Regions from separate parts of the Mus musculus genome. Here all the other regions are linked to region 1. The links are chromatin loops, found by intact Hi-C in ENCODE. Cell type or tissue: heart. All regions are shown on one strand.

The links. A loop is a pair of places that touch in the nucleus more often than their neighbours do. Peaks named below come from ENCODE experiments on the same cell type or tissue, not always from the same donor. Only the 100,000 strongest peaks of a DNase experiment are listed, where the experiment ranks them.
Region 2: it touches region 1 in a loop (2.4-fold over the local background); 4 of 42 quality-filtered maps call a loop at or near these places.
Region 3: it touches region 1 in a loop (2.0-fold over the local background); 9 of 42 quality-filtered maps call a loop at or near these places.
Region 4: it touches region 1 in a loop (8-fold over the local background); 3 of 42 quality-filtered maps call a loop at or near these places.
Region 5: it touches region 1 in a loop (2.8-fold over the local background); 4 of 42 quality-filtered maps call a loop at or near these places.

The regions. Positions count from the first base shown.
Region 1 is chr16:21,390,653-21,395,652 of GRCm38, reverse strand. It overlaps Gm36224 (a long non-coding RNA gene), which reads right to left and starts at 4,103. Exons shown (of 3, transcript XR_001782019.2): 1 at 3,887-4,103; 2 at 2,646-2,796; 3 at 1,787-1,944. It overlaps Gm36150 (a long non-coding RNA gene), which reads left to right. Exons shown (of 3, transcript XR_384725.2): 2 at 540-779; 3 at 2,931-3,151. In heart, CTCF peaks have their summits at 2,723 (motif pointing right) and 3,381 (motif pointing left); a DNase peak (open chromatin) is centred at 2,712; H3K27ac peaks cover 2,836 bases.
Region 2 is chr16:21,244,007-21,249,006 of GRCm38, reverse strand. It overlaps Gm16863 (predicted gene, 16863), which reads left to right. Exons shown (of 5, transcript NR_046162.1): 5 at 1-1,508. Among named protein-coding and RNA genes, the nearest start is that of Mir7680, 9.6 kb to the left of the region's middle. In heart, CTCF peaks have their summits at 258 and 2,980; DNase peaks (open chromatin) are centred at 376, 2,256 and 2,866; H3K4me3 peaks cover 2,791 bases; H3K27ac peaks cover 3,988 bases; H3K27me3 peaks cover 349 bases.
Region 3 is chr16:21,337,073-21,342,072 of GRCm38, reverse strand. No RefSeq gene overlaps it. Among named protein-coding and RNA genes, the nearest start is that of Gm16863, 43 kb to the right of the region's middle. In heart, no CTCF peak of the experiment used is centred here; DNase peaks (open chromatin) are centred at 2,322, 2,412 and 2,822; H3K27ac peaks cover 1,872 bases.
Region 4 is chr16:20,906,142-20,911,141 of GRCm38, reverse strand. No RefSeq gene overlaps it. Among named protein-coding and RNA genes, the nearest start is that of Gm6551, 20 kb to the left of the region's middle. In heart, CTCF peaks have their summits at 1,874 and 2,082 (motif pointing left); no DNase peak of the experiment used is centred here.
Region 5 is chr16:20,802,707-20,807,706 of GRCm38, reverse strand. No RefSeq gene overlaps it. Among named protein-coding and RNA genes, the nearest start is that of Gm22741, 60 kb to the right of the region's middle. In heart, a CTCF peak has its summit at 3,000 (motif pointing left); a DNase peak (open chromatin) is centred at 3,006; H3K4me3 peaks cover 959 bases; H3K27ac peaks cover 1,460 bases.

The DNA.
Region 1 (5,000 bases):
GAGGTGGGAGGTGGCTGGAAGAGGGTAGGTCGGTGTGAGGACCAAGGGGGCACCCAGGGAAGCGTCTGACAGAAATGATTCCCAGGGATGTTCTGCGGAGAAGCAAATCCATCTGGAAACCGAAAAGGAATGAAACAAGAATTTGCTGCATTATTTAAAGCTTTTCAGAGGAGGGGGTATTTAGGAGAGAGGAGGTTAAAAGAGAGGAGAGTGAAATTGCTTTACCAATGGGGAATTAAAGGAATCAGAAGGGCTTTTAAAAACGACTCGAGAAAAATAAAAAGGATGCAAAATGTTGTAAGGCTGTGAAATTAATGGCGGCCGAGAGTCTTGGTTCATTCTTTAAATCTGCTTAACAGGAAAAGATGAGGGAGAGCCATTGGTATGCTGGGGAGTTACGGGGTCCTTGAAAACTCAGATGCAGAGATCACGGGCAGAGCTGAATCATGAGGCAGCCAGCGTGTCCTAGGATGGGCAGAAACCAGGCCCCACTGTGGCCACAATCTGCCTACATCAGAATGCCTGCTCCTTCTCTTCAGGATGTTTGGCCTCCTGAATATTTCACTCTTTCATGGGATACTTCACGTCATGTCCAGAGTCAGCAAAGCCCAAAGATGCCCTTGTGACAAGCCGTGCTGGCATTAGAAGGCTCTTGTGTGAGCACTGTTGCTTCCTGGTGTGGTGACCTTGGGTTGACTTTGTCACCTCACAGAGAGCTCTCTGCAGTGAAGATGAAATAGGTCGTATGGACAAGTGGCCATCAGCAGTGCGCCGTGCAGGTCAGTGACTCTAGCTGCCTTGCTTCTTCTTGCTCACGCCTTTGCTGTAAAGGACATCTTGCATGAAGTCTGTCCTTGGAATACCCCTGCCTGGGATTTCTATTGTCAATTTACTAGAGAATATTTATGTCTAAAACCCTGGGAAGGGTGGGAAAAAAAAGACAGTAAAGTTTTAGCACCCCCTCTAAACTGAATGACCTCCCACCAAGCCACCATACACAGCTATCCATTAGCAGTCAAGCCCCACCCTCAAAGGTGTCTGTGGGGCCCAGCTTCACTCCAAGAGACCCTGCAGGGGACTGACTATGAGACGCTGGTTGTATGAGTGACCAGCACACTGAGGCTACCCTGTCATCCACAGGAGGATGGGAAGGGGGGGGGGGAGAGAGAGAGAGAGAGAGAGAGAGAGAGAGAGAGAGAGAGAGAGAGAGAAACAGTCTGGAAAACAAAGCTGGATTTCTAAGCACCCAACAGTGGGATTTTCCTGGGGTGATCTGGAGACAGAATCTGCAGGACTCCATTGAAACCAGTTCTGGGATAGAAAGATAGAAAGAAACCTAATGGGCCCACGTGTCTGTGAGCCTGGCATGGTGGGTGATTTCCAGGATGCTACCAAATTTAGGCTCTGTTACTCTGCTATGAGCCCTTTTCATTTGCCTGTTTCTAAATAACTGCACTAGACTGACCAGTCACCACCCCTCTCTCCCTCCCTACCTCCCTCCCTCTCCCTCTCTCTCCCCTCTCCCCTTCTTCTTTCCCCAGACAGGGTTTCTTTGTATAGCCCTAGTATACTCTGCAGACTGGGCTGGCCTTGAACTCAGAGATCCACTTGCCTCTGCCTCCCTAAAGGCATGCACTGCCAGGCTGCACTGGGATTTTCATTCCTTTTTAACTTGTGCTTGACAGTGGAGATAATATGGAGGATGAGACCCCAGAACTCTTCCTTTGCTCAGGTCTTTCAGTGCTATCCCTGCACTCTAACCTCCCATCTGCTCACGTACCTGGTGGTGGCCAGGAACAAACTCAGCACTCCGTGCTGTGCCTGTCACTCAAGGCTGTGGTGTCATAGCTACCAAGCCAGTCATCCTCAATGGGCATCTGCCTGTGTCAGGCTCACCAGGCATCGCCAGGCATCGAGTACAACTTCAGAACGGAACCCTGTTCCCTGGAAGATGAGAGAGAGCTGCATTATGGTCCAGTTCCCCAATTCACCAACTATTTTGTGGCAGATGTGACTGACTCCCACCTACAACCCTAGCCTAGTGTGCCTGCCTCCCAGAAGGCCATCTGGACCAACTGGAATCTGCAGGTTAGACAGGAGCCTATTGCCAATTGCAACCTGGAGGGCGTCGTTTGGGTTTTCTGACCAGTCTATTGCTCTTTAAGGCATGGACAATTATAGACACCATATGGGACTACAAGAAGGGTAAACCAGGAGGTATAAATACAGTATTTTGTAAACACAGATCTTAGACAAAGGACTGTTGATTATTGGTTGATTGTGCACAAAGCACACCAACCCATACCAATTAAGGATTTTTAAAAATGAGGTCTTATTATATTTCTGTGGTTGATTGATTCCTCCCACCTCAGCCTCCTGGGTAGCTGGAACTATAAGATAGACTCCACCATGCCCAATTCAAGGGGTTATTTTTAGATACCTTATCTAGAAGCTGGAATGCAACCTTATACCTTTTTTTTTTTTAAGCCTGGGCTAACCTGTACTGTAGCAACTTGTTGCTTTGCATATTAATATTCTACAGTGCCCTGCTGACCTTTATAGAGCATAGGGTGTTCACCCCCTTAGCAAAAGGTCTTCTTCACTCTCTACCTCCCGGGTACACAGCAGGGGGCCCCAATACTTACTTGATGAATGGCTGGACCAAGGCACTGGATGGAGGGGGTGGAGCTACTGTTGGAGATATCAGATGTGTGGCCACCAGGGGGCAGTCACGCTCTTCTAAGCAGGACCACTTGAGTCATTGCAGAGCCCCTCTTCTCAGAGGCAGAGAGGGCTCTGCAAAAATTACTCTGGTTAATAAAGGCCAGAACCTAGGGTCTGAGTTCTCTCTTTGTGTCTGGCACTAACTCTGTACAAAGACAGGCCCATCTACAATGATGTACTGAGCTCTGCTTTCTGCCTGTATACAGCCTGTGTGCCCGCCCAACAGTCGAGAGGACCAAACCACTGGGGAGAACTGAGTGTCTTTGCTGGCAGGATCTGAAGGCCAGTGAACACGTAGTGCATACATATGAGTCTATGAGCGGCATATCTACTGGAATTCTCGAATACCCTTCATGCGGATCTGGCCGTTCACACACTGTCACAAAGTGGACCAGCACCAAATAAAAGGAGCTCCGATGTGGAACTAGCCTACCCGCTGACTTGCTTTGTGTGTTGGGCAAACAGTGTCCTTTCTTTGAGCCTCAGTTTCCTCACTATAAAGTGAGGGCTTTGAGAGTTGACTCAGCGGCTAAGAGTGTTGGCTGCTTTTCCAGAGAACCCAGCTTTGATTGCTAGCACCCATATAGTGGCTCAAAGCTGTCTGTTAACTCCGGTTCCAGGGGATCCAGCGCCCTCTTCTGGCCTTCACGGGCACTGCATGTATGTGGTGTACAAACATACATGCAGACAAAATCCTGTACACATAACACAGGAAAAGGGTCTGGGAGAGTGATGTGGACTTTGCACTAGATGGCTAATGGCTTCTCAGGCTCTGATACTGATACTCTGTTAACGTCACTGCATATACCACCAAGCCAAAGGCAAGGAATTATTTTTAGATTCCTTACCCAGAAACTACGACACCCCCCTTGCTTTTCCTTTTAGCAGCCATCTTATCCTAAGCTGCCCTCTGCAGCAAGGCTCCTCAACCTATTTTGTAATTGTTGCTTCGAATACTAATCCTGCAGTCCTCTGCTGACCACTTTTCCAGTCTCCTGTGACCTCTTCTTGTCTCTGGGGTACAGACTAACTCAAGTTCAAGGCCTCCAGGTCATGTTGTGGCTTCTCAGCCTAGATTGGAGCTTGAATCCATAAGAGGGGCCTCTGCCAGCCCCTGGCTTTTTACATGACAAAATGCAGCCTCATTTGGCCTGACACTTACACATGCTGCTCAAAGAAGGTTCGCAATGGTGTGGGAAGGCGGCTACTCAGCTCTCTCTGTGTGGATGTTCACCAGGTGGGGCCGGCTCCACTGTCTCTCCTTGACCTCAGTCTTCGTTCCCTAGTTCTCAGCCCACCAAGGATCCTGTCTGGCCATCTATGTTGCCATCAGTGGGTAGGCAAAGAGCATGGGTCAGATCCGCTGGCCTGGGACTCTGTCAGCAAGCAGCGTTGGAACCTCTCACTCCTAGAACCTCTTGGGATTCGTGCCAACCCCCTCTTTTTCACCTCCAGGAGGGGCAAGCCACATGACAACCTACCAAGCACAGGCTGCTGTTAAAATGAGGGGAGAGATGTTTCTTCATAATTTCCCCCTCTTGAAATAAACCCAGACTTAAGAACAACAGAAACACGCAAAATGTGTTTTTAGTGGAACCCAGATGGAAGGCTGAAAGCCCAGCGGGCTGTCTCCATAGAGGATTCTTGTCTCTGGAATTTTGCCCTCTCCTCCCCACCCCCTCAGGCACATCCCCTCCCGATCTCTGGGACTGGGCTTTCTGGTCTGGGGTAGCCTCCCCCATGCCATCTTCCTGGTGGTGTTTCAGGTAGGCGCGTGATGGGAGAGGGGAACCTGGTCACCTCCTGGACAAGGCTCAGTCTGGTGAGAGCCACGGTTTCAGAGATCTGAGGAGAGGGGAGTGGGGACCAAGACCAGCTCCGTCCAAACACCTGGATCTGTCGAAATACAACAAAGAGAGTAAATTAAGCCATCTGAAAAAAAAGTACTGCAAGGAATTCCACTCACCCACACGGCCCACTGCTTCTCATTACATAGTTACAGTTTTCCATATTAACATATGCAAATCCAGCCCAGTGCGTGAAGATTTAGGATACAAAAAAGGCCTTTTCCCCTTCCCCCAATTTGGTCCAAGGATTTCCCTGTGGGGTAAAGAGCTCTCACCAGTTCCATTTGGAGTCTACTAAAACAGAAATGGTGGTCTGCTCTGGATGAGAGCAGGGGTGGGGGCTGGGGCTGGGGCTGGGGCTGGGGCTGGGGCTGGGGCTGGGGCTGGGGCTGGGGCTGGGGCTGGGGCTGGGGCTGGGGCTGGGGCTGG
Region 2 (5,000 bases), 150 kb after region 1:
CCCCCAAGTAACTTCCCCAAGGCCACCCAGCAAACGAGCCGTAGAATTGCCTTTTATCGTGGAATCAAGAGCTTCCGGAAGTTTCCGGCTCTCCGGAACTTCTTCCTTCTGGTCAGGGTCCTTCTACTCGCAGCCCAGCCAGGTGCATATTAGCATAAAACATCCCTAGGTGGGACTCTTTCCGCCCTGGCGGCTCCCACGCCCGCGCCTGCTGCCGGGCTCTGGCCTCTGCCTGGGCACCGGCTCCTTGCCCGCTTAAGGTTCGAGCACCTGCCGGGAGGCGCGGGAAGCGCTCGCCCGGGTACGGTGCACCCTCCCTGGCTGGGCCCGCTGCCCGGTGCTCGCAGCGCTCCTGAATATGGGACGGCTTGATTGACCTTGGCAAGAGGCAGCCAAGCTCCCAGAGGCTTGCCCTCCCCATCCCCTCTCGGCGCTGGCGCCAGAGCTCTGGTTTCTTCCGCCACTACCTCTAGCGTGCGCCCAGACAGGATTTTGGGGAGGGGTCTTGGGAGGAGCCAAATCCGACCCCCCATTGCGTCCTGGCTGGCCCGAGATGAGCTAGTGTGAGCGTCTTCCTGCAAATTAAGTCGTCTCGGCACTCTCCATCCGGAGGGCACTGGGGCAGCAGTCGATGTCTCGGCGGACCCGCTGCTTCCTGAACCAATCCAAGCCAGCTCAGGGTCAAGAGGGGGGTGACAATTGGGCCCCTCACTAACTTGAATCTAGCTAGCTTCCAAAGGTTTCCAAGAAACCCTTCTCTTCTGCCCCATCAGCACAAACAGCCAGAGAACAGATCCAGTTCAGTGGTGCTATTTCTTCGGAGACGTCGGTGGTCCTTAGACAACGCCATCTCTCTGTTTTCCCACGTGTGAATCTGGGCAACAGTATTGTCTTGTTTGTTTGCCTGGCTGGCTTTCCTGAAGATCCACTAAGCACCCTCAAAGCACACCGCGGGGCCTTCGTATCCTCATCCAAAGGGCTTGGAGAACTCTGGGACAGTTCCCACCGCTTAACAAACGTTGCCTGTGTCTGTCGTTTTCTGTTAAAAGAACTTGAAGCCCTCGCCCTTTGATAGAAGGGGGATGAGAGAATGTAATATGCTTTAACGACTGAGATGAAGAATTTTGGAATATAATTGTATTCTGGGGAAGGGGTGGGGGAATCCTAAACTCCCAGATTTTCTCAGGAAACAAAACTCAAATGAAAGACCGGTTCCCAATGTCTGCTGTTTTACAAGCAATGTGGTTTGTTGTTGCTTAATTACAATCAGACCCATTTTATAGAGGGAACTGAGGCCTGTAAAGTAATGCTCCAAGATTACAGACTTCTAGAAACAATGGCGTTAGTGACAAAATCCACTCCTTGGCATCCTACGTTCTGTGCTTTCCTTCCGGCCTCTGAGCTGCCGTCGGGCATGCCTATTTTGCGCGCGTTGCCCTTTCTGTGTTTTCTCCTGTGCTTTATCGCTTTCTCCTTGGTACTGGTGATTAAAAAGTAAAAAAAGAACCAAAAAGTGTATGGCCTGCGTTACTGTGCTGAAGGAAACGGAATGGGGAGTGTTTAAACTGTCCCTGGGTTCAAAATAGGCAGGTTGTGGTGGGGGAGAAGGAGCCTGGGGGCCCAAGCAGGGAAAGTGAGATTCCAGCAGCTGGAGCCAATGAGTGTCTTCATAAGCCCTCAGATCCCCTCTGGCTGTAACCAGGAGAGCCTCAACACAAGCCCTTAAAACCCGGAACGGGGACAAATGTCACTCTCCTAAACATTGCACACTTGAGACCCTAGTCAGCTCCCAAAGTGTCCAGCTAGGGGCTTTGGGCAGGATGCTTGGCCCACAGGTGGCCCAGCACTAGGGTTGTGCCCTAGTGTGAGTAGATGTCTGGCAGACAGGGCACCTCCACGGAAGACAGACAGGCATTCAGAGGGTAAGGCTGGGAGACAAAGGTGGGGAGGAAGCGCTAAAATGGACATGGAACCCGGGGGGAGAGGCGGACAAGGGAACCATTCAGAGGGCCAGAGAGCAAAGGGAGGCCTCTAGGGAGAAAGGAGAGACAGATAGCAGGGAGAAAAGAGACAGGCAGGCAGGCAGAGGCAGGGGAGGAGGAGAGAGAAGCCAAGGGGAAGAGTGTGGAGGGGTAGCGAACTCAGGTCGAAACTCAGACCCGCGAACCGGGAAAAGAGAGCAGAGAAGCAGGGAGAGAGGGCCGCAGCAGAAAGGAAGGGTGCGGGGGAGGGGAGCGTAGCCGAGGGAGAGCGCAGGGAGGCGGGGGCCGTGAAGGATCGGGAGGGGAAGGGCGAGGGAGAGACGCCCAGGAGAGCTGAGGGGCCTGGCGGTGGGACTGCGTGCTAAGCCTTTCTCGGTTTTTGGGGGGGTGGGCGGCGGATCTCCGCCGAGATAACCCAGCCAAGCCCCCTGCTCCCCGTCCCAGCGAGGGGCCGCAGCTGTATAAATACCGGGGGTGGGGGAGCCGGGCTGCTGCCCAGGGGTCAGCGACACCGGAGAAGGCTTTGCTGTCATTAGCTAATTGAGCCCCAGATGTTAAGAAAAGGTTACATCCTCCTCCGGAGAGTTTTTCTTTTTAAACACTTTACACAGAGTCCCCGGCCAAAAATGTCCAGGAGGACGCTTCCCGCTCGGGCCTCCGCTCCCTCCCTGTGCAGCTTGTCGCGGGGGAATCCCAGTGGCCTGCCCGGAGGAGGGGCGGGGACCACCGGCGGCGGAGCCAGCCCGAGGGCCCGAGAGAAGGCGACGGGGAGCGGGGACCCAGGGAGCCCGGCTCGCGGACTCCTAATCCCACTGAAGGCTGCAGATCAAAGGCGCTGGTGCGCTCCCAGGGCGGGTGGGGGTGGGGCAGGAGGGCCAGCGGCCAAGCCGGGCTTCCAGGCTGAGGCTTCCAGGCCCAGGACTCAGACTGTCACTAGGGTGAGCTGGCCGGGCTGCCTCTAGCGCCTCTCAGAAAGTCGTCAAAGCGCCCCCACAGGGCTTTCACGGAACAGAAAAAGGGGGTGTGGTGCCTGTCTTGCAGAGAACAGAGCTATACATAAACCAGGCACTTGACAAGTATTCTTTCAATTAATCCTCACAGTAATCGAATGCTTTTAAAATCTTTATTATTCTTAGTTCATAAAAGAGGGAACAGAGTCCCAAAAGGTTAATAAAACTTTTGTCCTAGAACACTCACTTGCGTGGACAGAGCTGGAATTCAACTCAAGTACTCAGGGACACCTCCAGTTCTACAAACCCAGCCCCTTCCCTCTTCTTTCCCATCCCCTTGTTTTGTCCTTCCAATCCCCCTAGGCATCACAAGAAGCGAGCCACCCACCTGTGGCTCTGGCTCGTGGGGGAGGGAAGAGAGTGCGGTGCCAAGGGCGTGCCCATCGTGGCAACAGCTACAGGCTAAATGTGAAGGATGGGGCTGGGCAAACATGTGCCCGGGTTGAATCGCAGCTGAAAGAATGTTCATGCTCCCCCTCCCCAGAGGTGGGGCTCTCTTCTCAGAATAGAACCAAGCAAGTTGGAGCTGGAAGGGGCCTTCAAGAAGATGGGAGTCACCCTTCTTGTATGACAGATGTGGAAGCTGAGACCCAGGCAGTAAGTCCCACCCCACCCCATGCTGGGGGTGAGAGCAGACCCAGAGCGGTGGGACCAACACCCAAGGGAGGGTTTCCATCCCACTGTAGATATAAGGGAATGGAAACTGAGGTAGAGATTAAAATCAGAAAGGACCCAAGCTGGGGAAATCCATCCTACACCTTCAGGAATCAGACCCTGCCTCCACCTTGTTCCCCAAATGGCCTAAACACTGACGTCTTTGCAGAATGCCCTTTTGAGTGTGTGTGTGTGTGTGTGTGTGTGTGTGTGTGAGAGAGAGAGAGAGAGAGAGAGAGAGAGAGAGAGAGAGAGAGAGAGAGAGCTGGTGGCTCTTCTGGACTTTGAGGGTCTTATGATGCAAGATAGAGCTGGATCCTCAGACTCCCTTGGATTTCCTGGGGCCAGAGGTGCAGCTCCCCTCTGGGTGGGGCCAGAGGCCTTGTCCAGCTGCTCTGTCCCAGACCTGCACCTGCTTCACCAAGGATGGTATCTCTCTGTCAACGCTGTGGCCTCCCAGCTCAGCTCCACACCAACTCCGAAAGCCTCTTTCTCCCACTGTCCCCTTTCCCAGCCCCCAGGGACAGGACAGAGTAGTCCTGTCTCACCTTTTGGTGCCTCCTTCCTGACTGGGGTTCGATGGTTCATCCATAACTGCAGTCACCAGACTTGTTCCGGTACTTATAACTTGAAGCAAGAAACTAGCACGCAGCCAACTGCCTTTTCAGGAGCTTACAGTCTGGAAGAAGGCAGAATTAGCCAAATATAAATATAATATGTTTGTAATTACACCCTGGTGTTACACTTGTAGCCAGTAGGCGCTTTAAGAAGCTGTAGCAATAACACTGTGTTATGGGATGACTACTGAGAACACAGAGGCTAAAATTAATAATGATAATAATTTCAAAAAGAGAAGGGTTGAGGCAACCCCTCAGGTGCCATCATGATCACACACGCAAGCCCACATAGCAGTTAGTAAGCAATGGCTGTCACACGATAATTAATATATAATGGCAATAAAAGAAACCTCATTGGTGCCCTCTGGGCTCCCACCTGGTTCCTTGGAGCCACTCCCACAGTTGACCTCCCACTAAGTCAGTTTTATGGATCTGTGAAAATTGTCTGGATAGCTCCCACCTCCTGAGGTCAAGGCAGGAGGAATCTGGGGCCCTCCCCTGTGTGCTGCTGGATATGTGGACAGCACCTCCTGGCTTTGAACCATGGACCCTCTGAGCAGATGGCTATCATCTCTCCCACCATTCTGGGTAGGGCCTGATCCAGCTTTACAGTTTGCAAAGGCTGGAGGCCAGGCTAGAGAGGTCTGGCCTCATTGAGTCTTCCCAGCCCATGGGGCAGCATCACAGATAGTATTGCCACAACCAGATCCACTGAGGCAGAGCACAGAGCACACCTG
Region 3 (5,000 bases), 54 kb after region 1:
GTGTTTACTACACGATGCATGCTTTGCATGTATTCACTACACCACACATGCTTTACATGTGTTTACTACACAATGCATGCTTTGCATGTATTCACTACACCACGCATGCTTTGCATGTGTTTACTACACGATGCATCTTTGCCTGTATTCACTACACCACGCATGCTTTGCATGTATTCACTTGGCCACTCTTCTATAACTGCCAAATTTTTCTCCAAATAGATCATTGGTTTCTCACATCTCAGAACTTTATTATATTTTTACCTATGATCTCTTGATTTAGCTGTTATGAAATAAACAGATATATCTGAATGTTTTGAATTTGTTTTTGTTTGTTTTGAGATGGCCTCTCTGTTATGTAGCCCTGGTTGTCCTAGAATGTGCTATATAGACCAGGCTGGCCTGGAACTCACCTGCTTCTGCCTCCTGAGTGCTGGGATTACAAGTGTGCACTACCATGTCAGGCCATAAAATATACTTTAAATAATAGTTCCCCTTACTAACATTTCATTCCTTTAAAAAAATTAATTAATTTAGGGGGCTGGAGAATTAATTGGTTAAGAGCACTTCCTGCTCTTCCAGAGTTCAGTTTTAGCACCTGGTGGGGATTGGTTTTAATGCTTTGACTTTGTCAGGAATCTGTGTGTCCAAATGCTGAAGGCCCTTGTCTCCAACTGGTTTTTGATCGATCAATAAAGAGCCAACAGCCAACAGCTGGGTGGAGAGAGAGGCGCAGAACTTTTATATTGTGAGGGCTAGGAACTGGGAGAAAGGAAGACAGAGTATGGATCCCCTTGCCTGGGGTGAGAAGGGTGGGATGTAGGAGCTGCAGGAGAGAAAGCCTGGCCACTTCCGCTATTGGGCCTAGAGTAGCAGGGGGGAGGTTTAGGAGTGACCAGTCTTTGAGCTAGTCACAGCATATCATAAATTAACTGACATGTGTCTTTCATTCCAGAATCCAGATTGTTCCTGGGTGTGTGTGTGTGTGACCCTCTGGGAGCCAAAGCAGTGTGGCTTAGTTAAACTTGCAGCTACAAGCCTACCTGGGGCTACTTACCACTGTTTGTAACTCCGGCTCCAAGTGATCTGAAGGCTCCTTTTGGGTACTGAAGTCCCCCTTCCCCACAAACATACAAATAAAGTAAAACTTGAACTTAAAAAAATTAATTTAGCGTGTGTGCATACACCTATGCAGGTCCACTTGCCTTTGCATGTGTGTAGAGGCCAGAGGTCAGCTTCAGGAGTCTTCCTCTATCACGCTCTACCTTATTTATTTATTCATTCATTTACTTATTTATTTATTTTTGGAGATGGGCGCTCCAGGTTGGCCAGCACTGGAGTGTGTGCTACTCTTTGCATGGGGGTGTTGGGGATCTGAACCCAGATCCTTGTGTATTCTCTTTGAATACCCAGAAATTCTCTGCCATGCCTTTGCCTCAAAGCTCTGCAGAAGCTAGCTGGGAGCCACCCACCAAGACCTTAAACACCTTGGGAGTGCAGCCCCGCCTCCCTGCCTCCCCAGCTCCTTACTCAGCCTCATGCTTAGAACACACCTGGTAACTGCTTGTGGCATAAACAAAAGCTTCACGTATGCGATGTGGGCGGGGAGAGGTGGAAGGTGCAGGGAGAAGCCCTCTCCAAATGAGCCATTATGCAGAAAGGGTCATTGTTACAGGAGGCAGAGCTGGAGGCAAGCCCTTCTATCCACGAGGACCAGCGCCCCCAATTACACCAGCTGGCCTCAACTTCTGTGTGAGCCTGATTAAAAAGCACCCTCTCTCCAGTGTCTGGAAACCCCTGCAAGGAAAGTTTGCTGCCCAAAGTTGGCTTTTGACTAGAGTCTTAATAAGAGGCTTCAGCAGGCTGCGTGGAGAGACAATGTCACTTTAGAGGAGCAGCTGGAAGCGGCAGTTAGAAGAATTATTTTAATGAATACATTTCCTTTCAATTGTATGGGAATATCAAGATCCCATTAGAATGGGGAAGCAATTAGAACTAATAAAGATGAATGCGCAGTGCTCAGTGCATGTGGAATAACAAGCAGCCAACAAAGGGACTCCCTGAGCAGGCTCTAATCCAAGTGAGGCCGGAGCCAGCAGAGGGGGAGAGGCTCTGCTCAGCCACTCAAAGCCACCTTGTCCCCGCACATTCTGATCACGGCCTGGCCCACAAATGGTGTGAGTTGTGGCCTCCAAGGTGGGGAGGGGTGGCCCCCACCCCATCCTGGGTCAGCCTCTTGGGGGTTGAGATGGACTGTTGGCAGCCCCTTGGCAACAGCCATTCAAACCGGGCCTCTGGCTCCCAGCCAGCTTCTCGCTTGTCCCTCCAACGAGGCCTCATTGTGTCCAGGTGGCAAACGCCTTCTCGTGAACGTTCCTTAGAGGTTTGGAGAGGGACTGGGACAGTGAGGAGGGAAGAAAGGGTGAATGAGAAGGGGCCTCTGCCCTGCATCCCTCCTCTCCCCTCCTCCACGCCCACAGCCTGTGCCTCCTCTGAGTTTGGGGTTATGTTACAGTCAGTGGTGAGTCACAGGCAGCCAAACACAGAAGTACTGTTGCTTACACAATTGCTCTTCAAACAGCAACAAACAATTTTCATTACCCAAGTCAGATCAAATCATTCGCCTGGCCATCCTGCCTCTTCATAGCCACGCAAACAGGCCCAGAGCCTCATGCTTTGCCCATTCCGCTCTGACAGCACTGGGCTACGGTCTGCATTGGGCTCTGAGGACAGACAAAGCTCTTTCTCTCCTTCATTTGAGCTGGATCTGCTGCATGGCTGTCAAGAAAGGAACAAGAGAGACACAGTCACCTCTGCAGTGAGGCCCTGCTCAGTTGTGGGTCAGCCTGCTATTACCATCTGTGTGAAGCAAGGGCTGCCAGACTCCTGCGCCTGAGTTTAGAAGGTGTCCAACAAGATAAGTCTGGCTCGCTACCAAAGTATTCACTGGCCCCTAATGCAGTGTCTGTACTTGACATTTCTTTGTTTAATTTCTTTTGGCCAGACATTTTTTTGAACCAGGAATGTGTAAACTCACTCCGAAATGTCTGTATGAGAGGCCAGTTGCATGCTCATTACTAGTTTTTTTCTATTCCTTCTCTTAAAAAAAAATCTTCACCATCTCTTTAGGACCTTGAAATAACCCCATGGGATAGACAACCAGGATTCATTGAGCCCCGTGATGAGGAAAACACAGGCCCACACAAGGTCCTACACAAGGTCACAGAGCCACCAGTGGGTAAGAACCTGGCTCAGTACAGACTGACACCTTTCCCACACCTCCACAAAGTACAGACATTCCAGGAGACGTCACCCTGAGGTTCTTGGCTTCCACTGTAACTCCTTATCCCTACCCATCCCTACCCACCCCCACCGCACTGCACTAAGCACCAAGGGCTAGAAAGGGTACCTAGAAGATTTGTATCCACAGTCACCAAAGGGCTTGCTTTGCCACCAGCCCCTTTCCTCCCTTTCCATAGCTCAGATAAAGATTGTCTGAAAGGCTTTCAGGACATGGTAGATACGGTAAGAACTGGGAAAGATTGCCGAGTCTGTCTCCTTCAGTAGACACTGGCAAGGATAAAACCGTGTCTGTGCACCTGCCACGCCCCTGGCCTCCCACACCTGAAGGCCTACTCCTTGAACTTTTGATGTATAATTTTGGAGTGTAATTTACATGCTATGAGGTGCATGGATATATAGTTTGGCAAGTCGTAACTATTGTAGTCCTATACTGGAGAAACAGAGAATGTACATCTACACAAAGTTTCTGCTAATCCTTTCCAGTCAGATACACAGGACCCTGTCACAGGTGTCACCCTGGACAGGTGAGATCCTACTGCTGGTACCTTTTGTGTCTCTCGGTTGGTGTAACGGCTGCCGGGGTCACCCGTATGCTTCCAGTACTTTGTTCTTTTTCAAAAACTATGTATTGAAAAGCGAAATCATGAAATTTTCTGGTTAAGTGGATGGAGCTGGAAAAAATTATACTGAATGAGGTCACCAAGGCCCGGGAAGACAAACCAAACACTGCACATTCTCTCCCATCGGCTGATCCCAGTCTCGAGTCATCTGTTGTGGAGTTTAACTTGGAACACAAGCGGAAGCCAGGAAACTGGAAGGAGACACTGGGGTGCTTTAGGGGAAAGGGGCGATTATAAATAAAACAAAAGTAGACGAGTGGACCAGTGGGGGGCAGGAAGGCTTAGGCAGGGAGGGAATCGAAGGGTAAGGAGGGGGTTACCCAAAGGAAAGGGCCACAGCCAACTAAAAATGATAATTGGAGGGACTGGTAGAACACATGAAATATGAAAAGAGACGGGGAGGGGGGACACTAGAGGTTAAGATTTGGCCTGGGACAGGGCTTGGGGGGAGGGCGAGGACAGGCGCTAACTAAAACTAAGGGTAGATGGAAAAACTTTGTGGAAACCCATTAGTAAGTTAATTTCACATTTCATTTTTAAAAAGGTGTTCAAACGTAAATACCATGAATGGACAGACAATGTCACTCTCAGAATCCATGGGCTGTTAAATAAAAATCGCAGTACATGGGCATGGAATACTCCCTAGGAGTGAATGTCAGGCAGGCCCCAGAGGTCTCAAGCTACTGCCTTCATCTTGGTTAGCTATCATAACTCCATGGTGAGATCCTATTGCTGAAGACACAACGCACTTAGCTGCAGGGCAGAAAACCAATCCTAAACCAACCAGGAATGATTCCCCTTCCTAAGCAACACTGCTGGAAGATGCTGTGCAGGCTGCTGGGGAGAAACGGCAGCCACGGTTCCAGCCAGCACCAGATCCATGCTTTGTTTGTTTAGTTAGTTAGTTAATTAATTAAATCTTGGAGACAGGGTCTCTTTATGTGGCATTGGCTGTCCTAGAACTCACTATGTAGACCAGACTGGCCTCAAACTCGGAGACCCAACTGCCTTTGCCTCTGGGATTAAAGGTATGCATCACCACGCCCAGCCTAACTAACTGTTTTTATTAGACTTGAG
Region 4 (5,000 bases), 480 kb after region 1:
GAAGGATTTTGCCATCAGTCATTGTTGCATCACTGAAGAGTAGGTGGCTATGAAAAGGATTAGAAGGTGTGGCCCTGTAGGTTTAGGTGGAAATGAATCCTTCCAGAGCGTTGCCTCTGCACAGGAAATCCCCGCCCAGCCCACAAGGGAACACAGAGGTTCACAACTGCTTTCTGTAAGGGAAGAACTAAGGACAACTCAATAGCTATCTATTCCCATAACAAAAGTTATCTTTGCGGGGAGGAGACAGATGGTAGAGCCACCCATAAAGGAGAATAGGTAAGTGCCAATAATAAAATACAAAAGACAGATAAAGAAGAACAAACCTGGGGCTGGAGAGATGGGTCAATGGTTAAGAGCACTGACTGCTCTTCCAGAGGTCCTGAGTTCCATTCCCAGCAACCACATGGTGTCTCAAGCCCTCTTCTCCTGTTTCTGAAAACAACTACATTGTGTTCATATACATAAAATAAATTTTAAAAAACATAAATAAATAAACTTCCATTCATGTCTGTATTTTCAAAAAAAAAAAAAAAAAAAGAAAGGAAAGAAGGAGAAGAAGAAAAGAAACCACATCAGCTCAGGTAAAAGAAAGCAATCACGAGACAAGGGAAGAGAAGGCATGCACACAGAATCTTAATGATGTACAATGCAAGCTCACAGCCAAGGGACCCGAGACCAGTCAGAGAGACACACCGTATACACAGTTGGAAGAATTGAAATTGTCTTGATGGTGAAGGCAATTGTGTGTGAAGTGTGACCACATAAGAACACATGCTTCCTAGATAGCTTGTGTCAGAGAAGTTCACTCACACAGCAACCGGTAGAGTTCTGCACCAGGTCACCACAAGGGATTCTTAGCACCATACCAGAGATGCCTGTTGTGTGGATGGACAATCAAGGAGGTAGGGCAGTGCTCTCTAAGCTAGGCACAGAACACAGGCCTGCTGATCGCTAGTGGTTACTAGATTTCTCTGAGTATTGCAGTGCTCTCTGTAGTACTCTGTGCAGCTCAACAATGAGTGAATTAGAAAAGGATCCAAGTTCAAGTCCTACACAGGGTGTGATCCCGTCACCTGCTTCCCACAACTAGAACCTTAGAAATAGCTGTCCTTCCCAAGACAACTACAAAAGCTAGAGACAGCAAACCCTTGTCTTAGCACTGAAAGCTGGACTTTTATTATTAAAAAGTCACATAGGAGGGCCAGGGTTCAGCTGACAAAGAAAACGGAGTGGAAGGAACAGAAGCAGGTACTGGATGAAGATGAAGGTGATGGAAATCTGCTATGTGCATGTATGAAGGCATCACAGTCAAGTCCATTGTCCTGTATAATGGACACATACTGACAAGGATATACTGTCTTGCTTTGTTTTGTTTTCTGAGACAGGGTCTTTCACAGAGTTCTGACTGTCCTGGAACTCACTATGTAGACCAGGTGGGCCTTGAACTCACAGAGATCTGCCTGTCTCTGCCTCCTGAGTTCTGGGATTAAACGTGTGTGACTTCCAGCAACAATGACATTTAAAAAAAAGGGGGGGGGTAGAAGAATAAACAGAGAGAGGGGTGCTTTGCTATGGTGAGATCACCCACAGGGGAAAGGAAACTCACAGATCAAGCTTGTGGTCCAGTTTCAGAGTGCCGAAGGGCCTACCCCCTGCCACCGTGTCTGAATCACCAAAGAAGAGTCACACTTTTCAGTGGCTGCTGGAACCAAAGGGACTGAAGTGTTTGCCACCCAGCAAAGTGGACCCTTTCCCTAGGCTGCTGCTTGCTTGGGAGTGGATACTGATTCCAAAGTTCTACAAAACGTTCTCAGTTCCTATTCCATGTAGCCCTCATGTTGGGAGAAGGGAGAAATATTCTCTCTCAAATTCGATCTGGCCTCCTGCAGCCTCCGGGGTGCGTGGGGTGTGCATATGGAGGTGCTTGGAGAGTCCTTGCACCAAGAATCCTTCCCCTCACCTCAGAAGGCTGGTTCAGACCCGGAAGCTCCTCCCAGGTCTCTCGGTTCTGTGAAGCACACCTATGCCCTCTAGTGGGAGGATTTTTAATTTCTCTGAAGTTCTGCTGCAGAGGGATTCTGTCCCTGCTGTAGGCTCTCTCCGGGTGGTCCTCAACTCAAAAGACGTGGAGCCTGGGGCTCTGTGAGGCAGGGGCAGTCTTGCAGGAGTCCAGCTTGGGTCAGAAACAGCTGGGCGCGCAGAGGTCGCTTCTTACCCCCACCCTCACCCCCTGCTCCATGCTGTCCCTCTGTCTTTTCAGTCCCCTCCTTCCACACAACCTGCTGCTTGGGGTTTTCACTCTCCTGGGAGATGTGGAGGGACAAAATTTCCAAGCCCTGCCACCAACTGCTTCACTTACTGAAAATCCTCTACTTCTAAGAAATGCGGAGCCCACAAAGATTTGTGAGGAAATACTGGAAGGCGGGCTGTGGAGGGGACTGCAGTTAATATTTAAACTTGGTCCTAAGTCCCGGATAGTTTCTAGACCTGGAGGATGGACCCAGGAGGTCGGACTTGCGAGTGTGTGTAGATACGTGCATGGGTTCCTCCCAGACTCTGGAAAATTAGTAAACAAAACCCACTTTCAACTCATCAGCCTCCATGGGCTTCACGATCCAGAAACCAAAGCAAAGAGAAGGGGAATGGGAGGAAAATCACAGTCTTCAAAGTGTACACACACACACACACACACACACACACACACACACACACACACACAGAGAGAGAGAGAGAGAGAGAGAGAGAGAGAGAGAGAGAGAGAGCATGGCCTGCTCTTACAGAGGATCAGAGCTGGTCTTAAGGGCTAAGCCATCTCTCCAGCCTCAACCATTCACTTTCAACACCAGTGAGTTCTTTAAGCCACATCATGTTACAGTCCTGGCTGGGCCATACATAGCCTTAGCTCTTTAACTGTCTCCTTCCTCCCAGTCAAGCAGACAAAAGACTAGTTCTTGCCAGGGTGCTAGTGGTATACTCCTTTAATCACAGCACTGAGGAGACAAAGATTGGCAAATCTCTTTGAGTTTTAGGCAGGTATGGTCTACAAAATTTCAGGACAGCTCCCCCTCCCCCCTCTCCCCCCTCCTACCCCCTCTTCCCCTCTCCCTCTCCCTCTCTCTTCTGGATTGTCATTGCCCTGCAACAGGGAATCTGTCCAGAGCTTGGGTTTTTCTCCTCCAGGAGGTTTGCTTTGCTGGCCCAGCCCAGCGAGACTCAGGCCTTTGCCTGCTTCTCTAGTTACTATTTGTTTATTTCCAGCTTAATGTCTGCTATGATCCTTAAATATCTGCATATTTATTTTATTTCATTTCTGTTTCAGTAAGTGGTTTATATATATATATATATTCTTATTTTCTTTGAGATGGTTTGTCACTCTGTAATCTAACCTGGTCTTAAAGTCTTGATCCTCCTGCCTCAGCTTCCTGAGTGTTGGAAACATAGGTATGACCACCATGTAGTCTCCCCTCCCTCAGCCTGAAACCTGCTTGCTCAGGGGTGGAGCTTCCCGCTCAATCGTTCTGCCATGCCCATTGCTGGAACCTGCCACTTTGCTGTTCGGAGCCGTGCACGTGGTCACCCTGCTATTGGACCCCAAGACTAATTGGCGGGAATCGGGCCCCCTTCCCCTGCTTTATAATTGCGTGTGGAACAGTAAAATAGAGCTTTGATCAGAATGACTGTCTTAGCTACATTTCTTTATCTCGCCACCTAGCTCCTCTTCTCTTCCAGGTTTCCAAAATGCCTTTCCAGGCTAGAACCCATGTTGTGATCTGTTGGCCGGACACATTTGGCGAACCAACTCGGGACTGAGAAACAGCAAAGGATTTTTGGAAGAGACACTGCTGGTTCGGATCTCCATGGAATAATTAAAGGATAAAGGAAATTCATACCGGAGAAGGTATGGGCTAAGCTGAGACAGCGTTAAACCCGAGCGCTGGTTCACTTAGGTTCAGCAGTGAAGCTTAAGAGGAGCTGGGTAACAGGTGGTAGGCCGTGGCTCTCTGAAGCTACATTAGGCGTGAGAAAAGAAAGGGTTTATTAAAAGGAAATTAATAATCAGGCGGATTGCCGCAGTTAATAAAAACTGCATCATGAGGGAGGAAAATGTCCCAAAAAGCAGAGAGAAATTTCTCTCTGGGCCTTATAGCAGGAGTACTCTGTTCCCTTTTGTGTCTCGTCTAATGTCTGGTGCACCAATCTGTTCTCGTGTTCAATTCATGTATGTTCGTGTCCAGTCTGTATGAATGAATGTTCTATGTTTTATGTTGGATAATAAAGATGGTATAAAAAACTTTATCTGCAAAGCCGAGAGCTGCCACGTGTTTCAGCCAGGAATCAGACACGTGGCAGGAGGGCCCCTGCTGGAAAAACTGTTCATTTTAGGAAATAAGGGCGAGTGCACAGCCTCTTAGTTTTGGGGTAAAAAAGCTGATAAATGGTTTGTGACTAATGTGTTTGACAATGGTAAAGTGCCTTTTATTCTATGACTGTAGCTACAAAAATTAATATTCTCTGATTGGTCTAAATGTAACTGCTTCATTTGGTTCTTTTTTATTGAAATGTGCTCTGCATATTTTCACATTCAGCTCATAAGTTGTTGGTTAAGATTAATAATTGTTACATTGCTACAGATGGTTAGTGTTAAATTTGATAACTCAAATTTAGAGTCCTTCTGACACGTGGCATAAAGCAGGCCAAGAGTCTGGGTCTCTAAAGATATTTCTAGTTTCGATAATAATTAATGTGGTTCCTATCCTAAATAGTAAAATTTAAGATAAGATCTAAAACAATGCCTCTTTATTAAAGCATTAAATCTTGCTTTAATAGGTATTCATAGGTATTAATTGACATCCAAACTTCGTAATATGATAGTAATGCTTCTAATATTGATTTTAAAGATAATAAATTGTTTTAAACTTAGGTTTTGCTTTCCCAAGGTTGTAGGTATTATCCTAACCTCACACAAGAAACTTAAAAATTATGGTTAAAACTGCCAT
Region 5 (5,000 bases), 590 kb after region 1:
CATCCAAGACCCTTCCCCAAAGTTACAAAAGCAGCTAAGGAGACTGGTGGGACACGGTGGGCAGGAGTGGGCTTTCGGTGACATGGCTGCCTTTGTGTCACTGAGGCTCCTTTGAGTAACTCCTCACCTATGCCCAGGTGTGTAGTAATTAAAGTCACTGATTCACTGGGTACATTTCATGGACTTCTTTCTTTCCAATTTGCCTTATCTGAGGTGGAGAGATGTTTGTTCATGTCTCCTCAAGCAATGTCACACAGTAAATGTGATCCCACAAGATAAGTGTATTATGATATTATGAGGTGTTGTGATCACAGGAAGGATGACCACACACACACACACACCTCACTCCGGTGGGGCAGGCAGGAGAGCTAGCCCCAAGGTCATGAAAGCAGGAAAGCTATCCCTACCCTCACCAGTTTCGGCACTTGGGTCAGAAGGCCCCAGTGCCTGGGCAGGACAGTAGAGTTGGCCTTGGTGAGAGGGGAGTGAGTGAATGAGCGTGAAGGGCATGCTAGCAGGAGGGCTAGCACTGCCTCTTGCCAACTGCAGCATAGAGTGAGCTAGCCAGAGAAGCACTGGGGAACTCAACCTGGTAGTGCAGGTACAGGAGAGCTGGAGAGCTGACGACCTCGGCTACTGCCCAGGCCCAGATCCAGGACTTTGAGTTGGCCCACCTCAACTGCTGGAGCTCGTGAAGAGGCCAAGGCTACAAATCCAAAGCTGCAGGATCTCAAAACACGGGCAACCACAGGATGTCTGAGAGGAGTCCCGTGAAGATCAAGTACTGATAGTGTAGCAGAAACCAGAGGCCTGGAGCCAGACCAACAATTCACTGCTGCAGGGAACATTGGCAAATGAAGATGTGTGGACAGAGGAGTACGGTATAGGGCACAAGTGACACACTGCAACTTTCACAATGAGATCTCTGTTATTGTTGTCGTTATTTATTTTGTTTTGTTTTTTTCTTTTGTGGGGGAGTTTGCAGAGGGTGGGTATGAGGGGAGGGAGAGGTGAGAGGGATTGGGGTACATGATGTGAAATCCACAAACAATCAATAAGAAGTTAAAAAAAAAATAACGGATCCTCTCACTTGACTTGACAGAAGTCCTCATTCCTCAAAATATTAATGTTTAAAGTACCTGGCTACCAGTTTTGATGTTGTGTTCACGAATATAAAGTTTTTTAGCTGAGTGCCTTCCAGTATTCACCTCAACACCAAGTCCCAGCATTCAAGGGAGCTTCGGGTCATGTGGTAAGCTACATTTCAGTCACCATAAAGTCCCAGTCTGCACCTGAGATTTCTCCGGGGCAAGCATGTCTCTGTGGCCATGCTGGCCTCCGTACAGAGCTGAGACAATCGTCAACCAGTTGGTTTTGGGTTTTGTTTTTGGTTTTTTCTTCTTCGTCTTTCCAGTTAAACTTTTAAGTTACAAAATACTGGGCTTCGTCATGACACTTTTACCCTCAGGCCACTGCTCTGTGCTCCTGTCCCCTCGAGGGATTCTGTTGTTGGTTTTTTCACTCTGTCTCCAACTCTCTCGAACTGAGATCCTGGGCCTGGTAGAGACCAGGTCTTCTCACAGCATTTTGGGCCTCCAGGGGAACATGAGGACATCCCAGGTTCAGGCAGTTGAAGGGATGGCTTGGCTCAGCTCCCAGCAGCAATGGGTCTTCATTCTCACATACCTTATCTTCTTGGCTCAACATGACCAGAGATTTCCCTCTCAGCCACCATTTACAGTTGGCAGGAACGTCACTCACCGCTGCCTTCGAGAACCCTCACTGTTGCTCTCTGTCTTGCACAGAGCACCTCGGGCGCACTTGTTGGGAGCTGTGCCTGGGCCTTCTAATGCTTCTAGATTCTGAGCAGCAAACCCTTTTATCTGCTTCCAGTACACACAAATACCCATTTTGATCCAGATCCCAGCTGTATCTTTTAGTTTGTCTTTTGCTGCTGTTGGTGTACGTGTGTGTGTGTGTGTGTGTGTGTGTGTGTGTGTGTGCGCGCGCGCGCGCACGCACGCATGTCTGTGTGTGTGTATACATATATGTAAATATCTGTGTGTGTACATTTATGTAAATGTCTGTGTGTATGTGTGTGTACATGTGGTACGTGTATGTGCATGTGTGTATATGTGTGTCCTTGTCTCTCTGTGACCCTGTGTGTGTCTGTGTAGATACGTGTGTCACTCTGTGTGTATGTGTGTGTGCTCATGCGCATGTAAGTTGGAGGAAAACTCTGGAAAGTCAGTTCTCACCTTCAACCTTGAGCTGGCTCTCTCTGGTTTCTGCCCTGCTACATACTCTCGGCCCTCGAGATTTCACAGACTTTTCATCTCCACCTCCCATCTCACAGTAGGAGCTCTGGCATTGCAAATGTGTCACTATGTCTAGCCTTTCTCAGGAGTTCCAGGGACTGAACTCCACCACCTGACTTGAGCAGCTGGCGCCTCTCTGATGAGCCGGCTCCCTAGGGTTGTTTTGTTTCTTTTTGCTACATATTTGTAACAGTTAGGAAGCCACAGCAGGAATTCAGTGAACCAACCTGACTGAAAAGGAAGAGCCTCGTGGTAATCATGTCAGTAGGGACGTCCTATGTTGTCTTTTACTAAATATGGAAGAGGATATTTTACAAAACTCTGGGAGTTTTAACACATGAACACTATCAAAGGGCCAGCGGCTTTCAGTGAAACAAACTTCTAAGACAGTGGAAATGCAAGTATTATGTTTCTCTCTTCCCTTCCCCCACCCGAGTGCGGGGAGGAGGGGGGCGGGGGAGAGAGAGAGAGAGAGGGAGAGAGAGAGAGAGAAAGAGAGAGAGAGAGAACTACTCTTTGAACGTGAAGGCCACGACATGCAAACCAGGCCTCATCAGCCAGCCTCTCTAAACCAGGCATCCCCTTCCTTGGAGCAGAATTGGACTGAAAATCATAGTGGCCAGAGACTGAACCGGACCGGGAGTGGCTCGCTTTTGCAGACAGTTACAGGGTATCGCCTCCCCCTGGTGGCCATAGAGGAAGCTGCGGCACTCTCAGCTAAGAAAAAGATCAAGGAGGAGTCAAGGTTTCCACACCCCAACCCTGCAGGTCTGAGACTTATGAAACAGCACAGGCTGCCTAGGAATCCGCTTAACGCAGGGTCCAGAGCAGTCCTCTCTCTTCCTGTTCTTTGGGGACAGGTTCTGTACTCTAACCCAGCTCAGAATACTTCCTACCGGCCCTTCTGAGCAATTGCTCTCAAGTCCTCATGATCTAGAGTGTTCTTTAATGCGGTTCCTTCACCCAAATGCCCAGTCCCCTCCACCGAGGCCACAGAACTGTGAGAACCAAGACCGAGGCAGGCCCGGGTCTGAATCTTATCTGGCACCTCATGAGCTGTGTGTCTTTGGACGAGTTATACAACATCTGTGTCTTTGTCTGTAAAGTAAGATTTATAACCGCTTATTCCTTTTATTTTACATGTGTTTATTTTACGTGTATGGGTGTTCCGTGTGCATGTCTGCTTGCACATCATATGTATGTCTGGTGCCCAAGGAGGTCAGAAGAGGGTATTAGACTCCCACAACTGGAACTACAGAGGATTATTAGCTACAATGAGGATGCTGAGAACCGAGCCCAGGTCCGCCCAAAGGGAAGCTGGTGCTTTTTGCCATTGGACCATCTCTCCAACCCCGAACAGGCCGATGAGAGATTAGGATCAGATAATGAGAAGCAGACAGCCCAGATGCTTCTGTATGTTTGATGCTAGTGGTTACCTATTCTAGGCCCTTTCCTGAATCCTACAAGCCTGTCAGCAACTCTAGGCCTTGGATAACAGAGATAAATAAAACTCTTCTAAGAAGAGCCAGGCCCCAGATGGTATGCACAAGCTCGGGCCCCACATGGGGGCCAAAGAACCACAGGCATGCCCACACTGTCTGCTGGTGTTTATGACCAGTGTTGATGGATCTCTGCCTCATGCTTTTCCATCCTGTGTGGCCACAGAACACGAGTACAGTCTGGAGCCTCTGCCCCGCATGTAGTCCACGCACTGCCAAGTTGTGCTTGCAGTCAAACCAAAGTTGTATGCTTTGTTCTGTGTTTTTGTTTGGGGGTAGGAGGGGGACATGACCCTGCCCTCACAGCCTTTATAGCACTGGGAGGAGCCTGGCTGAGACCTTGTGACCATGCCAGGAAATGGGAAACCAGACCTGGTCTGCCTGAGAGAGCTGGCATGGCTACCAGAAGTGAGACTGCAAGCTGAACAGCTGGATACACCCTCATTGGGCCACTCAAAGTGCTTTCACTCAACGCCCGTTGCCACGCCTCCCCCAGTTTCAGTTCTCTGCACTGGGCTCAGGGCCTAGAAAGCCATTCCTGCTATACAGTTCAGAGGGAAGGAGGACATTCCCAGGAAAGCTGGGTGCTTTCCTGTTGTAATATAAGCAACCGCACAGGACATCAAGCTCAGACAAGGAGCTGTGCTAGATCTAGACAAAAACAAGTCCAACCCTGCTAAGCCTCCTGGACTCCCCCTTCCTGAGACATCCACAGTGCCCCGGGCTGTGTTCCCCTTCATTGCAACAAGCAATAAACCCAGGCTTCTTGGCAGGTAGGTTCCTGGTGGTCTCTGGGTGTAAGACATCAATAGTGCTGGTGTAGAATTCAGTCTGAAGGAGAGGAGACATGGGGAGACAGAAGAGGGGTGCAAACGCTCTGGTATGGGAAAATAACTGGTGTGTTTGCAAAACAGCAAGGTCGTAGACGAGGAGTTTATCTGTGGCTGCACCTTATCGGCAGCACTGTGTGGCTGACACCGAGAGCAGATGTGATGCGTTCTGGGAAGCAAGACCAATGCTCTGCAAACACACAAGGAAGAGCCTTCACTGCTTGTCATAGGAGGCCCTTAGCAAAATCACTACCATCCCCATACCCTGCTGAGCCACCAACAAAGACATTGCTCTCAGTATGATCCAATCATGAATAGAGAGCTGTAGAACCTCTTTTTGAGCAAGGTCCACT